Linked DNA regions of Homo sapiens: region 2 is linked to region 1. A link is a loop called in an ENCODE intact Hi-C map of the cell type or tissue named here. Cell type or tissue: heart left ventricle. All regions are shown on one strand. Links, peaks and the distances in the headings refer to the core of each region. The heading gives the core; the rest is flanking DNA. Region 1 has its middle 160 kb from the start of PBX1-AS1. Region 2 has its middle 140 kb from the start of LMX1A-AS2.

Region 1 (5,384 bases), core at 192-5,191:
CTCCATTTAATGGAAGAAAAAAGGAGATTCTTAGATGTCGAGGTCAATGTCGCATAGCTAATAAGACCTAGGTCTCCCATCTCCACATTTGGAACTATTTCATTGCATCAAACTTCTACCCCATAGGTTCATAAGGATCCTGGATTTCTTTCATGATCAAAAACATCTCCAATGTACAGTGCAATATATTTCCTGTACCCTAGAGTCCCTATGCACACAGGGAGAATGAGAATCAGAAACAGGAACATATTTTTACCTATTATCAGCCTCACATTAGACAGTTGACTCTATTTCCAGGTTTCACAGTCCCAGCCTTTTTTTGCTTCTAGTGTTTCCTCATAAACTTGAATTTCAAGGTTCCATGAGCCTTCCTTTGAATACCCTGCAACTTAAAATTTTCATACAAGGGATTTTTCTATAGGAAGCTTTCTTTGACTCATTTTCATGATTTTCTGATTTCATGAGAGTGTTACAAGGTGGGTGGGGTGAATAAGAGCACAGAAAAAGAAAGAGCAAAGAAGCACAGTTTCCTTGTGCAGCTGAAGACACAATCCAGAGAGGGAAATAAGATTGAGAAGGAAAATAAAAGGAAGAAGAAAACATGACATAGAGGACATAATGTTTCCTCGTGCTGTGGTATAGAATGCAGAAATTTTATCAGCTAAAGCTGAAGGGGAATTTTAGTGCCTCTGATGACTTAAAAAATCTAATTAAAAAATGGTTTTTTTAAATCAGTCTAACATTTGTTTCTAAACATTTCAACAGATTGAGAGAAAATATTTTTTAAAACTTTTATGAGGGCTTGGCGTAGGAAAAGAGTCCTACGCTAATCCCTTCTTTTCTCATAGGAAAAGAGTCGTTTGTTATTTCTACTTTTATGTGTAAGGCAAGCGTCTTCCTCCCTTTTTCCTTTCCTGCCCAGCCCCCAGCTTGCCCCTCCTCCCCTGACTACTTGGTAATTTAAGATGCCTGAGGTGCTATAGGAGAAAAATATGACCCTGATTCTGAGTGTGATCTATAGGGAGCCCTGGCTGCACACCTTAATTATTGCTAACAAAGTAACATTTTAATAGCTTTAGGTTGAAATTGATGAGCCCTCCTGTTTGCTGGAAGCCTTGCAAAGACACAATATGACATCTTGTAGGAAAAAAAAAAGAGAGAAAGAAAGAATGCAGTGGTGTTAAAGTATCTGGCTCTGTGTGCAATGGCCAGTTTTTAAAAAGCACATTATCCGTGTTCAGCAACTTTTTCCTTAGAACTTAAAGTCCATTAGAGCTCATATGTTCATGTAATGCATTTCCATCTTCCTATGAATAGGATATAAATATTATTGTTTCCTTTCACCGAAGAAAGGCACCGTGAAGGGACAGCACAAAGTCTTCTAGCAAGGGAAAGATGAGCAGCTGAACATGAGATGCTAAATTCTCTAAGCCCAGTGACTTCTCCACTTACTTTTATAGTGGTGTTCATTGTAAATGGTGGATGTAGGGTGACAAATTAGGTGGTTTAGAGGACTGCAACGAAGTAAGAAAAGAGGACTTCACCTCCAGCTTCCAAGGTAGAACTGCAGAAGTCCCAGTATTAAGTGACAGTGACTATCTAGGCCCCGAGGAGGCTTGAGCTTATAGCAGGTCTTCAATCTGTCACAAGTTTTGAAGAACTCTCCTATCTAATAGTCCCAGTTAACGCATATAGTGGTTATGATTTCTCAGGCGACACTCCTAGTCCACAGCACCCATAGTCTCCTCTGGCATCCATGATGATGTCTGATCTTGGTCATTAGTTCCTGGAAGTCATATCATAGCTCCCCTCATTGCCCAAATGCAAGGCCGTTTTGGCTCTGCTCACCCCCTCACAGCTACTGCAGAGCCCCTCCCAAAGGACACCCAGACCCGATTCTGTAGCACCATTGCAGGATCGTGAGAAAATAATTCGGGTACTGCAGACCCTCTCTACTTAGAAAAGACAAGCCACTATTTCTACAGTCCTGATAGAGCACTAAGATGCTTCAGGGAAACTTCTCAGTATTATATGACTTTAAATCTGGGGAGTGGGAGTGGAGCTGGGTGCAGGGGATGCATAGATCCTTCTGAGAGACCCACAACAAAGTCTAATTCTATCCTTCTCCTCTCTGCCTCTCCTCCATCTCTCAAGGAACTCAGATTTGCTTTTCTTTTCTTTTCTTTTTTTTTTTTTTTTTGAGATGGAGTCTTGCTCTGTCACTAAGGCTGGAGTGCAGTGGAGTGATCTCGGCTCACTGCAGCCCCTGCCTCCCGAGTTCAAGCGATTCTGCTGCTTCAGCCTCCCGAGTAGATGGGACTACAGACACGCATCACCAGGCCTGGCTAATTTTTGTATTTTTTTAGTAGAGATGGGGTTTCACTATGTTGGCCAGTCTGGTCTCAAACTCCTGACCTTAAGTGATCTGCCCGCCTTGGCCTTCCAAAGTGTTGGGATTACAGGCGTGAGCCCCTGCGCCGGCCCAGATTGTCTTCTGTATGGGAGAAAAGGGCTCAGCACATCTTCTTCCAAGTCAATTTATATGACAAAATTTTTATTCCCTATGTCCTTAAGAATCTTATTTTTCATTATTCAATAGTTACGTATGGGGAGTTCAAAACATCCCACCTCCCTCCTTTTTTTTTCCTCCCAAAATGTTGAATTTGGAAATTCTATATTAAGAACACAGAAGCTAAACTTTGGTTTCTGTTGTTTTCTCCTTGCATCTCTACATTCTGGGTAGTGAGCAAAGAATATCTCACTATTCTCTGAGTTGGAGAGGAAAGGAGGTGGTGGGAAGATTTACCAAGGAAGATGGCTGAGGATAATACTTCAAACTATTCTCTTATGTTACAGTTTTGTTCCTATCATTAAAGAAGAGACAGAACAAACCCAGAGAGAGTGGAAATAAGAGTGTCCCCTTTCTCAAGAATTAGCCACTCAGTAAGAAGAAAAAATGGGAAAAGAGCTCAAGTCAGCAGAGGAGAAAGAGGAGAAAGTAAAGAGCCATTAAAACATGCTGGGTCTTTTAGCAGGTATTATTTTTCCATATAGCCATACAATCATAAACATAACTCAATAATAAATGGCTTCCTGGTGAATAATATTGAGCTAAGGCTTATTTAAAAAGTCCCAATACACCTGAGTCAAATTCATATCATATCTTGTTACATGTGACACTCGGTGTGTATACATAACAGTAAATACTCAAGCCATTATGTGACAGTAAACGGGGTGGCGGGCGGGGGGAGGGGGCGTCCTGAAACTATTTGCAAGAAGTGGGGCAGGGGGTAGAAGAATGCCATTGTAAAGAGATTAAAGAAAGGTAGGTCATCCTATTGACATAAAGGGGATTAAAGAAGATAGGAATACCTAATAACATTTGCAAAAGCATATCTGAAACTCCTAAAGGATCAGCGGAATAGAGTTATGAGGTCTCAATGACAAATAATCTTGAAGGTATATTGGGCATTTTAGGTGGGGTTAGAACTGACAGCTGTCAGCCAAGAATGGAGGTGACCATTCTCAGATTCTCAGTTTGATGTATATCTCAACAAGTTTGCTCTATATCTAAGATTTCTTCAGACCCTGCAGAGAAAAAAAATCATTGAAGGAGTTTCTGAATGATTAAATCAAATTTTCATAAAGAATTCTGTTGGTATCAAGATTCAAACCCCTGTAAAGAATCAATGCATCAAACAAGATAGGAGCTTCTAATATGCAAATATGCAAAATAAATGACGGCAGGTTGAAAAGAAGCTCATCTTTCTTAAAATTTAAAGCTATAGATTTTGCTGTAGACTGGGTTCCCCAGGAAGCAGAGCCTGAGGCAAAAGCCTAAGTGCCACGACTTTATTCAGGAGTGCGATCCCAGGGGAGCAGAAGTGAGGGAAAATGGGCCGCGGGCAGGGAAAAAGGGAGAGATGGTGTGAGAGGTTTCCAAGCTGTCCAGCCTCTGGCGTCAAGCGCAAGTGACTGCTGGATCCCACAGGGCCATCTTCTGAGGCACCTTATAGATAGTTGCTTGTCAGGACAGTCCATCCAGGAGAAGGAAGACAGAAGAATTCATCGGATGTCCCCTTCTCACATTAGGTAAAGGTTCAACTCACGGGGAAGTTAACTCCCCTGTTCTTCCTGGTTGTTTATGGTTTAGCAATAACAGGGACTTCCCTGGGCAGGAGGCAAAGAGAGCAGTATAGAGCAGTATGTGTGTGAAGAAGCATGAAGAGAGGTGCAACATGTCAGGCATGAAGTCCGTGTTGTCTACACAGAACTGGTCACCACCACACCCAAGGCTCTCGGAGATGGGCAAGGCAAAGAGGATGTCAGGGGACAGGATGGTAACTGTTACAATCTTTTAAGTAAAGACTTAGTTTCACATCTCCTCAAATAAGAGAATGAGATGTCTAGTAGTGTGGATATTCACTGAAAACAGGAAGTTTTACCCAAGAATTCTTAACAGTAAGTGAAGAGTATATGGGTTAAACCTGTATCATTGTCCAAACAAGTTGGGAAAAGGTTTCCTTCACATGTTCAGCTTTCTTGAAATCAGAGAGAACATTGAAAAAGATATCTTATTAAGTAGCAAGTGATATTGTGGTCATTAATAATAATAGCTAACATTTATAGAGGTCTTACAATGTGCTAGGCACTGTTTTAATTCACTAATGCAATTAATGAACTCTTGCATTGATATACTACATAGCAACTGAGGCACAGAGAAGCCAAATGTCTTGCCCACAAGCACACAGCAATTAAGTGGTTTAACCAAGATTCAACTCTGTAACTCCAGAACATACTCTTAGCCCTTATATTGGTCCTTGACTTTTTGCTAGAGAATAAAATTGCAATTACTTCTCTTTTCCAAAATTCATGTCTGCTTCTGATAAGTCTTGAGGTTTTCTTAAAATGTAATTAGGAATATGCATATTTCCCAAATAATATTCAAGCACCATAACCTCTGGAAAATAATGCAACTGCCAGAATTGTGATAAAAGGGAAACAACCCCCCTCAACTTAATAGCAGCAAGGTAACTAATTGACCATATGTGCCCGTTGGGTGAGATAGCAACACCTCAGAAAACATCTCGGTGACCAGAGGGCATCTCAGGTGAATTAGGAAACAGTTCCTTTCTCTAGGAGGGTGCAGGCATCAGCCCACACTATTCCTCTAGGCCCGGATGCTTTTTGCAGAGTGAACAAACAGCAGCAGTGAGTTGGGATGGGGGTGGGGATTTTAAGAGACTGAATCAAGTTCAGAGAGCCCCCACTGACTCCAAAGCATGCTTTTAACTGTCATATTCCCACTATGAACCAGGGGGAAAAAATCTCAGTTCCTTGTCCAGAAAGCTTCCAAAAGAAAATCTTGCCTGCTCTTAATGTAT
Region 2 (5,384 bases), core at 97-5,096, 130 kb after region 1:
CACTGAAGGTGATAGCCCTACCACTTAAGTTGATAGCTCTGTAAAGAGTCCATTTAGATTCTTTTTCTAGTTAGGCCTGTGGTAAAGGTAAGGGCAAGAGGGGTCTTAGACTAGAGGTAAAAAAAAGAACAAAAACACTGCATAATTATATGAAGTCCTGACTCCATTGTGGAGAGCTGGCCTTGCCAGTTGTAGTGGCTGGCAGTAGGAAAATGGCTCAAAGAAGTACAGAAACTTTTTTCAAAGGGTAGTCCTTAGGATTGCATCAGAATCGCTTGGAGTGTTTATTATAATTCACATTATAAGGCCCTGCCCAGCTTTCCAAAACCAAAATTCCTTGGATGAGGGCCCAAGAATTTAAATTTTAACAAGCTCCAGTAATGCTCCTAATACATGTTTCATTTAAAAACAACTGGTGTAAATTGTAGTATTTGAGTGATTAATGTTGGTCTTTGGGAAGTGTGTTTGTGTGTGTGTGTGTAAACTTGTTTGATCCAATAGTTCATCTGCGTTTGAAAGAATGAGAGGCAGATGGGTAACTCACAACTCAAAATGAATGGGATTTAGCTTGCCTATATCTGCCCTGAGCAATTCCGGAGGACAGGGAATGTCAAAATCTTTCCCTGCCAGTGGAGGGCATGTATGTGCAAACACAAACAGATGTGTACCTCTCTCTTTCTCTCTCTCACATGTGTGTGCACGCACACACGCAGTGTGCCTGGGTGGACTGTCCTGGCTGATGTCTTGAGCATGATTCCGTAATGGAAACTCAGACTTGCAAATAGGTCCAGCTGCCAGAAAGGATGTGAATCCCAGGCTGCTGTAAGATTGCCTGAATGTTGTCAGGGCCATTGGCATAGTGGACATTAGAGAAAGAGGTATCCTTATAGAGGAAAGCAGACTAAGCCAAGAAATAAGATTAAGAAATGCAGATGTCAGTGAATGCTCTCCCTGTGAATATTTTAACATCTGGGGTGCTTTTGTCACAGGCTAAGGGAAAAATCAAGATTTTTCTGTTTCTGTAAGAGACTCAACTCTTCAGTCGAGGATGGTGTACCTCAGGGCTTGGGGAGAGGTACTATGGAGAATGAAGGTGAGGAAGTTAGGGATGTGTGGCCACCCCAAATCCACTCCTCACTAACAAGCATCCTGGCAGAAAACACACATGTTATTATTGAGAGAGCTGTGTCCAAGAGTTCTGCAAAGCTGACAGTACCAAAGTGAAGGGCAGCCTGTAGCAGGGCTGATAGAGACGGGAGGAGACACAGCCAGACCAGTGTCAGGCAAGACAAAGACACCTCCTTCTCAACCATCACACACACAGTGAGCTGTGGTTCTCGAATTTTTACAACCATACCCACTGTATGAAATACATCTTGTATTGCACACCAATACATATATTAAAGTAAAAGTCTAATAAAATAACAGTAATCCTCACTCAGTGCAAACACACAAGATCAATATCTGATGTTTTGGAGATGACTTTTTACTAGGAAAAAAGTCTGGTTGCCAGGAAAGATGGGAATCCCAAGGCCAGAACTCCGCCTGATACCTGTTGTTCTTTACTGGTTGAATTCACTTCATTAAGATAAACGCTACTCGACTCACCTAATTAATTTCCTGAGTATACACAAACTCTATACTGGAGAAAAGAGACCTTCAAATGAAGAAGGAAAACTAGTTCATGGGTTCCATTTTACTCATATTATGTCCCTTGGGTAAACTGACTCATTTGATTAAATAATGAAAAGTTATTGACTGAAATCTGGACCAGGGGAGCTTATTCTTCCAGATGCGACACTGAGGCCCTTCCTTCCAAAATCTTCTCTAGTTTCCTCCAGCTGAATTGAATACATTCTTCTTCCTTGGACCTGGGGTTCTACCTTCTTAGTAACACTAATGTATGAATAGTTTTCAATTCGTAAAGTCTTTGTCTTTCTCACTAAATCATAAGCTCCTAGAACAGGTTTAGTGCCTTATTAATTTCTTCCTACCCAGAGTCTGGATGCTTAAGGTTGTTTGTTGACTGTTGAGTCTATTTGTGGGAAGGTTCGCTGGATTGAATTTGGTTGACTAGAACCAAAGTCTTATATGTCAAAGATGTGGGCTCATTACTGAAGGCACTCATGCTGGCTAGGAGGCAGAACAGTGATGCAGCCAGTGTCATGTGCCTAGACTGGAATCCCGTCCCTCCTTCTACTCACATTCATGTAACTTGGGCGGGTAACTTACTTGTGGAGTTTCAGAAGATACTGAGAGCAATTATCTCATAAGTTTATTGTGAGAATTAAATGCAATAATCCACAGGAAGTGTCTGGCACATAGTAAGTATTCAATAAATCTTAGGGATTATTGTTTTCACTTTCCTCTGTGGCCTCTTGTGAGAGTTAACAGCCACGATGAAAGTCAGCATGCAACAGGATATCACCACCCCAGGGTGCAAGAAAACTAGGCATGGACTTCACTTTATCAATTTGAAAGTAATTGATCTTTAGTATAGGACAATAACCTGCTGATCAACCACACTTATGGCAGCATTTTGGTGATTTCTGTCTTCAGGTTATTTGGAGATGGACTAAAACCGCACTGTCCAATACAGTCACCATTAGTCATACATAGCTATTGAGCACTTGAAATGTGGCTAGTCCAGGCAGTCACAGCGACTCACGCCTGTAATCCCAGCACTTTGGGAGGCCGAGGTGGGATGATCACGAGGTCAGGAGATCGAGACCTTCCTGGCTAACACGGCGAAACCCCATCTCTACTAAAAATACAAAAAATTAGCCAGGTGTGGTGGCAGGCGCCTGTAGTCCCAGCTATTAGGGAGGCTGAGGCAGGAGAATGGCATGAACCTGGGAGGCGGAGCTTGCAGTGAGCCAAGGTCGCGCCACTGCACTCCAGCCTGCGTGGCAGAGCGAGACTCCTTGTCAAAAAAAAAAAAAGGAAATGTGGTTAGTCCAAATTGAAACGTATTCAATGTGAGATACCCCAGAGTTTGGAGATGTAATTTTTAAAAAGAATGTAAAATTTCTTACTAATAATTTTATATTGATTACATATTGAAATAATTTACCTATAAAGGGTTAAATAAAATATTATTAAAGTCAATTTCATTAGTTACTTTTAACTTTTTAATGTAGCCATTTTACTGCATTATGTATGTGGCTTGCATTATATTCTGTAGGTCAGCAAGGGTGTCAGAGTTGGGCACATACTGTACCCTTCCATCATGTTTCAGGTGCATGGTTCTTAAAAAGCAATCATCCTCCAAAACCCCTCTATACAGTTCTCCTCCCACAGATCCAACTGCATTCCCTCTAGTATATGTTTTTCCAATCAGTGATTGGCAACTTATTCCTAGCATATTCTTATTTAAAGGTGTCTTGCTTTCCACGTGTTAGGAATAGTGCATGATCAGATTCTATTTATCATACTGATGATCCGGCTAATTGTATAGAATACAGTCAATAAATGGTTGAAAATATTGTTTTTGTACTTCATTCAACAGGTAAGTAAATAATAAGTAATAAGCATCAAATAAGAGCAAGCACCATGTTTGATGCTATGCTATGGGTAATGCAGTGATGAATATAAGGCAGTGTTGCTTTCAAATAGCTTAGCATACATAATATAACCTAAGTTTTGCTCTTTGCTATGCCATCCCCACATATCTCTTGAATCCCTTTCTAGCAGTTCTCCACCTTGTACCAGATGCCTCAGTAGTACCAAACTACCAATGCAATCCTGACCTTACCATCCTATTCTACTGGAAGCTTTACCTTGTTAGTTCCTCTGCCTGAAATGCTCATTCCTCCCACCCTTGTCCTCTAAATTGAACGTATTTCCCTGACTCAGTGTTTCATGCCTTCCTCTGAGAAGTCACTCCCAACCCTCCAGCCAAAGCAGCAATGGCCACTCCATTCTTCATGCAACTAGCAGGCTTTACAATATAGTTCTATTGTTGATCTATCACACCCGATCGCAATTGTTTACTGGCTATTTCTCTTACTGGTTATAAATAATTTACAAACCACATGTATATTTAGAGTAATTGGATGTTGATTTCATACTTAAAGACCATACACCCAGAAAACCCATGTACTTCTACCATCCATTCCCTAACTGATAAGCCAGAGAACGAAATGTATGTAACCATGATTTCTTTTGGAGGATAAGTCTGATATAGGAAGGAGAGAAAATTAATTTTTTTTTTTGAGACAGAGTTTAGCTCTTATTGCTCAGGCTGGAGTGCAATGGCATGATCTCAGCTCACCGCAACCTCCGCCTCCCGGGTTCAAGCAATTCTCCTGCCTCAGCCTCCCGAGTAGCTGGGATTACAGGCATGTGCCACCACACCCAGCTAATTTTGGATCTTTTTAGTAGAGATGGGGTTTCTCCATGTTGGTCAGGCTGTTCTGAAACTCCTGACCTCAGGTGATCTGCCTGCCTCGGCCTCCCAAAGTGCTGGCATTACAGGCATGAGCCACCATGCCTGGACTGAGAAAATTAATTTTAACATGAACTTATATGACAACATTTTCATAATCAGGCCATATCCCTTGCCAGGACATCTCTGGTGTAAAGGGATGGAATGGTACTTGATCACATATGTGTTCATCAATCAATTTAGTGCAACTTTCTGATTTAGATGTTTTGAAAGCTAGGAAGTTTTGGCACTGTCTAACCACAGTTGCAAAAGACCCCTATGGGGTTGAAACAAACTGCTCACAGAATGGCAGAGTTAGAAAGCTTTTCCGATTCATTTACTTGAACTTCAAGAGCTTCCCTAAGTGGAGCTGTGCTGACCAGCAAGTGTTATCCTGCTTGACAAAGTCAAATTCATGAATGAGTGAAGGCAGCAATGCCCATCAACAACACATGCAGAGTGTCTGGTATGCAGTGGGAGCTCAATACATGTTGTTGAAAGAAAGAATGAATGAGTATCTCTGCAGAAGATCAGGACTGACTTTTATAAGTTGAGAATGTCCATTGCTCATGCTGTGGCAGTAGTATCAAATAACTGCTTTATAAGCATATTTTCTGAGAGAGTTGCAGAAAGGGTAAGAGAAAGACAAAACTATGGAATGGTTCTTGTCCTCAGAGGCCAAAACAAAGTCAAAGGGAGACACGATGTTCTCGGAGCTATGCAAATATCTCTTCTTTGTCCTATTTCAGTAGGGAAATGAGTTATGAGGATCTTATTCAGTTAATTTCATTTCTTTAAATTTCTCACCCTATATTAATTAGCTGATAGAACCCTTATGGTGTGATGTGTGTTTAGAGCCATTGTAGAATGCACATTTTCACCGAAATCTGTTTTATGGGACTTGTTAGCACGGATATTATTTAGCTAAATAGCTCTTAATGATTTCTTCAGAGTCTGC

Evidence for each region. Hi-C counts contacts between places; a loop is a spot of excess contacts. Peaks named below come from ENCODE experiments on the same cell type or tissue, not always from the same donor. Only the 100,000 strongest peaks of a DNase experiment are listed, where the experiment ranks them.
Region 2: it touches region 1 in a loop (2.3-fold over the local background); 3 of 110 quality-filtered maps call a loop at or near these places.

What each region holds. Positions count from the first base shown.
Region 1 is chr1:164,931,839-164,937,222 of GRCh38, forward strand. No RefSeq gene overlaps it. Among named protein-coding and RNA genes, the nearest start is that of PBX1-AS1, 160 kb to the left of the region's middle. In heart left ventricle, for the core only: no CTCF peak of the experiment used is centred there; no DNase peak of the experiment used is centred there.
Region 2 is chr1:165,063,025-165,068,408 of GRCh38, forward strand. No RefSeq gene overlaps it. Among named protein-coding and RNA genes, the nearest start is that of LMX1A-AS2, 140 kb to the right of the region's middle. In heart left ventricle, for the core only: no CTCF peak of the experiment used is centred there; no DNase peak of the experiment used is centred there; H3K27ac peaks cover 1,117 bases.